2 separate regions of the Homo sapiens genome follow, and region 2 is linked to region 1. The links are chromatin contacts, found by Hi-C or POLR2A ChIA-PET in ENCODE. All regions are on one chromosome and are shown on one strand. The core of a region is the stretch at or near the end of the contact, and the rest is flanking DNA. Distances in the headings are between cores, read along the strand shown. Region 1 overlaps USP4 (ubiquitin specific peptidase 4). Region 2 has its middle 14 kb from the start of BSN-DT.

What was found. A loop is a pair of places that touch in the nucleus more often than their neighbours do. ChIA-PET counts read pairs that join two places held with the same protein, here RNA polymerase II (POLR2A). Pooled maps may share reads with other maps.
Region 2: a loop to region 1 is called in a pooled map, with 2.4 times the contacts of the local background. The contact joins two enhancer-like sites. A Hi-C loop is called at or near these places in 1 of 50 pooled maps. POLR2A ChIA-PET finds 5 or more read pairs at or near these places in 2 of 52 experiments (H1 and naive thymus-derived CD4-positive, alpha-beta T cell).

What each region holds. Positions count from the first base shown.
Region 1 is chr3:49,295,047-49,298,311 of GRCh38, forward strand. It overlaps USP4 (ubiquitin specific peptidase 4), which reads right to left. Exons shown (of 22, transcript NM_003363.4): 13 at 2,824-2,918. Among named protein-coding and RNA genes, the nearest start is that of C3orf62, 19 kb to the left of the region's middle. Within about 2 kb of position 1,914, at least 11 of the 41 ENCODE cell types and tissues checked have a DNase peak (open chromatin) inside an H3K27ac peak, as active enhancers do.
Region 2 is chr3:49,538,604-49,541,702 of GRCh38, forward strand. No RefSeq gene overlaps it. Among named protein-coding and RNA genes, the nearest start is that of BSN-DT, 14 kb to the right of the region's middle. RefSeq lists a silencer at 1,360-1,589. Within about 2 kb of position 1,253, at least 24 of the 41 ENCODE cell types and tissues checked have a DNase peak (open chromatin) inside an H3K27ac peak, as active enhancers do.

The DNA of each region.
Region 1 (3,265 bases), core at 664-3,163:
TGGGAGGCCAAGGCGGGCGGATCACGAGGTCAGGAGATTGAGACCATCCTGGCTAACACGGTGAAACCCCATCTCTTCTAAAAATACAAACAATTAGACGGGCATGGTGGTGGGCACCTGCAGTCCCACCTACTCGGGAGGCTGAGGCAGGAGAATGGTGTGAACCCAGGAGGCGGAGCTTGTAGTGAGTCAAGATCTTGTCACTGCACTCCAGACTGGGCAACAGAGCGAGACTCCATCTCAAAAAAAAAAAAAAAAAAAAAAAAAAAAAGCATTGAGTGCCCTGCCCTTTAATAAGACCAAATATTGTACAAAGATGTACACCTAGGATATTAGCCAAACTCTTTTTTTCCAAATGAGCAAGCAAATTTATAAAAGTAATTGTCATCTTTGTTCAAAAACACTGAAGTGAAAGAATCGTATCTAATTCTGAAAAACATCAGAGATAACCAAAGAAACTGCTAGATACAAATCAATGATTTTGAAAAATGTGTCTTACTTAGTGAATACATGGGATTGAGGAGATTTATAGATGTTTTATCCTGGAACAGATGTTACCAAAATTGCTGGCAACCGACTGTAGTCTTTCCCTCTTCCTATAGGGGGAGACACAAACTTACTGATTCAAATTTTGAAACTAAACATATGCACGTGTGCGCGCGCGCGCGCACACACACACACACACACACCCCCCCCTCCCCAAATGCCTAGCAAACAGTCCTGACTGAAGTTTATGAAGGAGGAATTTCTAATACATAAAAATGTCCAAGGTGTGCTCTCGAGTAAATACTGTGGTCCAGCATAGTGGTAAAGAACCAGGCCTTGGAGTGCACCTGCCCCAGGTTCCAGGTCCACATTGCCATTTTCTGGCTGCTAGTAATAAGCACCTAACTTCTTAGTCTATTTATTCGGTGGACAATGGGATTACCCACTTTAAAAGGTGTGGTAAGAATTAAATAATTTAGTAGCACAGTGTACAACACATTAAAAAGTAGCAGATGCAGGCCGGGCACAGTGGCTCACACCTGTAATCCCAGCACTTTGGGAGGCCGAGGGGGACGGATTACGAGGTCAGGAGATCGAGACCACCCTAACTAACACAGTGAAACCCCATCTCTACTTAAAATACAAAAAATTGGCCAGGTGTGGTGGCACGCGCCTGTAGTCCCAGCTACTCAGGAGGCTGAGGCAGAATGGCATGAACCTGGGAGGCGGAGCTTGCAGTGAGCCACGATCACACCATTGTACTCCAGCCTGGGTGACACAGCAAGACTCTATCTCAAAAACATAAATAAATAAAAAATAAAAAATACCAGATGCTGGCCGAGCACAGTGGCTCACGCCTGTAATCCCAGCACTTTGGGAGGCCAAGGCGGGTGGATCACGAGGTCAGGAGATTGAGACCATCCTGGCTAACACGGTGAAGCCCTGGCTCTACTAAAAATACCAAAAATGAGCCAGGCGTGGTGGCGGGTGCCTGTAGTCCCAGCTACTCGGGAGGCTGAGGCAGAAAAATGGCATGAACCCGGGAGGCAGAGCTTGCAGTGAGCCGAGATTGCGCCACTGCACTCCTGCCTGGGAGACAGAGCGAGACTCCGTCTAAAAAAATAAAATAAAATAAAATAAAAATACCAGATGCTACTATTGCTTTCATAAAACAATTGTCAATTCAAATTCATCTATAAAAGAATTTGTTTTTCCAATGGTTGGCCCATAGGCCCTCTGAAAATTCCTTTGTTGGTGGTCTGCTAAGCTCCCCACAGGGTAATCCTCCAGTTCCTTTCAGCTCAGGTGTGTGAAAACACTACTTTCTGGAATTTACAGAGACCATGTTAAGGGCTTGGGGTTATATGTGAAAGTGGACTTTCCCATGTTCTAGCCCTTGGCACAGTGTCAGCTCTTGGCTGTGTCTGTGCAAGTGAGAACAGAAATAGATCTTGGGTGTGGCTAGGAACTATTCCTTTTAGAGAGATCTAGAAGTCATAGGCCCAAAAATGTAAAGGGAAGGAACTATCTCCTTTACATACTGAATTCCTCAGCCAAAAACAAAAACCAAAACAAAATCCTAAAACCCTTTCTCAGCAGAGGCAAGTTCCTGAGTGAGAGGTAAAGAGGGAGGGACAGTACGGCTGTGCTCCATACTTCCTGGGCAAGTGGCTGCCTGGGAGCAGCAGGCAAGTTCATGTATGGGAGCAGCCGGCAAGTTATTACACCACTGTGCCTGGAAGAGGGACACACACACAATTACACAGAGCAGCCATGAAGCAGCATGTGGGAAGGCAGAGGAGGCCTTTGTATTGTCCTCACAGAGATGAAGAAACTCAGTCTCAGAGCTTACAGAATGTTTGAGCTGAAAACAGCTGTTTAAATCAGCCCTGTCATTTCTGCATTGGGGATGGTAGTATCATGGTACTCGCTGAGAAGCTACAGCCTGTGGCAGAGAAAGGACAAGATCCTTCCGTACCACACCCCTACTACCATCTTCCCATCACACAGCTGGGATTCCTCTTAAGAAAGGCATCTCTGATGGTAGGACCATCTGTAGGAGCAGTGATTTGGCCTTCTTCATAGGCAAAACTGTTGAAAAAAGGCTGTGGCTGTGCTGAGGAGAGTTATCAGAATGTTTAGCTCTGCAGGGCAGGAGGGGTTGAGCACTGATGGCTGCCCACGATGCCCTCAATACCCATCTCTTGCACCCAGGGGTCAGGGCCAATCCACATGAGCAATGACTGCCCACATTTTTGTTCTGGAGATATGAATGCAGCAAAGTCTCTAGAATGTGTCCTCTGACCTGACCTGCAGCAGAAACTGCTGAGTACTCACACGAAAATGTCATCCCGAGGCATGATGTGGTTTAAACCTTCATCCATTTGGAAAATTTTGTGGAATCGGTGATTATACACATCTGCGACCACCATCTAAGAATGAACAGTAACAGAAAGACCACAGAATGGCTAAGAGTGCCCCTACTAACTGCTTAAAACCCAGAAACAAATGAAAAAAAAAATACTCATACTCAAATGTTGCCTCTAGAGAAACCACCACACAAACAGCCCCAGAGAGCTGAGGGCCAAGGCCCAAGGGGGAGCAGCATGGCTGCCATCAGAATTGAACATGCTGGTAGCATCTGCCCTCGACTGGCAGGAAGGGCGAGGAGTGTGGTGCTAACCAGAAACCAGCAGTTGTCCAGAGCCTCTGGAGTATTCCATAGTCTGCAGTCTCTATGCCACCCTCAGTGCACAGATCTGACAGCAGAGCCCTACTC
Region 2 (3,099 bases), core at 3-2,502, 240 kb after region 1:
CTCCTGTCTCAGCCTCCCGAGTAGCTGGGACTACAGGTGCCCGCCACCACGCCCGGCTAATTTTTTTGTATTTTTAGTAGAGACGGGGTTTCACCGTTTTAGCCAGGATGGTCTCGATCTCCTGACCTTGTGATCCGCCTGCCTTGGCCTCCCAAAGTGCTGGGATTACAGGCGTGAGCCACCGCGCCTGGCCTGGGATTTCAATATCTTAAAAATCCAAATCCATTGGTGACTCTTTCCCTGTTTTGCTCACCTTCCTCACAACTACCTTGAGGCAAAGTCACTGAGGCCCAGAGAGGGCAAGGGAGTTATTGGTCTGGGTCTTGTGGCTAGTGTGAGGCGTGTTCAGTTCTAAATATGACCCAAACACTTTAGGTTTTATTATTATTATTATTATTATTATTATTATTATTATTATTATTACTACTACTACTATTATTATTTTGAGACAGCGTCTTGCTCTGTCGGCCAGGCTGGAGTGCAGTGGCACCATCTCGGCTCACTGCAACCTCCACTTCCCGGATTCAAGCGATCCTCCTGCCTCAACCTCTGGAGTAGCTGGGATTACAGGCATCCGCCACCACGGCCGGCTAATTTTTGTATTTTTAGTAGAGACAAGGTTTCACCATGTTGGCCAGGCTGGTGTTGAACTCCTGACCTCAGGTGATCCACTCACCTCGGCCTCCCAAAGTGCTGGGATTACAGGCGTGAGCTACCGTGCCCGGCCAGGTTTAATTCTGATGATGAAATTCTGTTCCTGTTGTAGAGCAGCAAAGAATTATTTGAAGCACCTATGGAGAAATGCTGGGTACCATTTCCCTGTGGGGACCCTAGAAGATCTAGAGGAGGTTCGGCAAGAGGTTCAAAGTGGGGGCTCCCATCAGCTGGAGTTCGGGTGCTCCTGCAGGAGGGGCCCTCCTAAGGACAGCCTAGGGCATGGGCAGCATGAAGACCGGGTTGCTGGGGCCCTGGTTAGCCCCACTACCCCCAGTTTTGGTGGCGATTATCCTAGAGTCTCAGTTCGGGTCAGACGAATTGTTCTGTCCATGTCCCTGTGAAGGCTCCGTGTGGCGAGACGCAGGGCCTTGGGCAGGTTCGGGCTGGGGATAGGGAGAGCTCCCAACCTTGGTAGTGGCTCCAGATGCCCCCCAGGTGAGCCCAGCAGAGTGGACTGCCAGGAGCAGCTCTGGGCCGAAGAGGGAGACAGTGTCCGCGGCCTCCCAGGAGGTGGCGCCAGAGGATTAAGTCGCCAGCGGTGGGCGGGGCTGAAGAGTCGGGCTGTGGGCGGGGCTAATAACGCCGCCAGCTCCCGGAAAGCGCTAGCCTCCGGAGGCCGGCCGTGGGTCGAGCTGAGGCCGCTCGGGAGCGGACGAAAATCTCCGGCAGCGCGGGGCCGAGCGGGGCTGTGGGCAGGGCTAAGGCCGTGGGGCCGGCGGGCGGGCGGGGCGAAGCCCGCGAGTAGCCCAACCGCGGGGAGCCAGTCCGAGCGCGGCCGCTAGCTGGTGGTGTAACTAGACTTGTCTTCTCTCCACCACTGCCGCACAGTCCCTGAGGGCATCGGGGCGAGTGTAGCTGCAACTGGGGAGCCTGTGATTCGCCAGTGCCCTTCTCCCTAGGCAAGGGAAGCGAGCAGGCAATAAGAGGGGCGAGTCTGGGGCCCAGGCTTCCGCTACCGAGACCCCAGTCAGCAAACCTTTAATTCAGAGGTGGGGAACCAATAAGGAGCCCTCCTGTGCGTACTCCCTCGCCTTAGCGTTTGCCTGCCTCCAGGCCCCGTGCCCCGCGGAGCCAGCGCGGGACCTGCACACGGTATAGATAGAGCTCAGCGCTTGCAGGGCCTCTCTGTCTCTCCTTCCTCCAGCCAGAGAGCTCCTGAGGGCACCGCCTAAAGGGGGTAGCCTGATAGGGTACTGTGAGATCTGGGAGGGTACTGGATGGAGATGAGGTGCCTCCACTTGTGTGATTGGGTCCCCCTGCTTGGCACTAGAAGCAGACGTGGGATGAGGCTGCTGGCGACTTACTCTTTCCCTGAGTGGGGGTACCCTGAAACCCCAGGAAACACCTTTCCCAAAGCAGTCTTCACAGCTCTAGGCATGCATTGGAACAGCAGGGACATCCAGTTGGGAGCTGGCCAGGGCCAGGGCTGAGGGTGCTGTTGTCTTCTGTCCGCATGGTGTCGCATCCTTAGGCTATAGAGGGCAAAACCAAGTTTGGAGCCTGCCAAAATGGTCCAGAGCTCACGCCAGACCAGCTCCCTTTCTAGGGAATTGGAGCCAGTAGTCTAGGATCACTTCCCACTTCCGTTGCAAAAGGTCTTGAGAGAGGCCGGGCCTAGCGGCTCACGCCTGTAATCCCAGCACTTTGGGAGGCCAAGGCGGGTGGATCACCTGAGGTTAGGAGTTCAAGACCAGCCTGGCCAACATGGTGAAACCCCGTCTCTACTAAAAATGCAAAAACTAGCCAGGTGTGGTGGTGCACACCTGTAGTCCCAGCTACTCGAGAGGCTGGGGCAGAAGAACCGCTTGAACCCGGGAGGTGGAGGTTGCAGTGAGCCGAGATCTCGCCACTGCATTCTAGCCTGGGCGAAACTCTGTCATACAAAAACAAAAACAAAAACAACAAAATCAACGTTCAGTTGGGACTTACTGACATTATAAAACCTAAACAGTTAATTTTCTTCTGCACCGTGGCCTGGCCACAGTACAAACTGGATAATGTCAGTTACTGAGTTACTGGCCGGAAAGTGGCACTTTCAAGCCCCAACTTCAATGCAATCGTTTTTTTTTTTTCTTTTTTTTTTTTTTGAGGCGGAGTCTCGCTCTGTCATCCAGGCTGGAGTGCAGTGGTACAATCTCAGCTCACTGCAACCTCTGCCTTCCAGGGTCAAGAGATTCTTTTGCCTCAGTCTCCCTAGTAGCTGGGATTACAGGTGTGTACCACCACACCCAGCTAGTTTTTTGTATTTTTAGTAGAGATGGGGTTTCGCCATGTTGGCCAGGCTGGTCTCAAACTCCTGACCTCAGGTGATCTGCCCGCCTTGGCCTCCCAAAGTGTTGAGATTACAGGCGTGAGCCACAATGCCCAGCCCAAACAATCTTT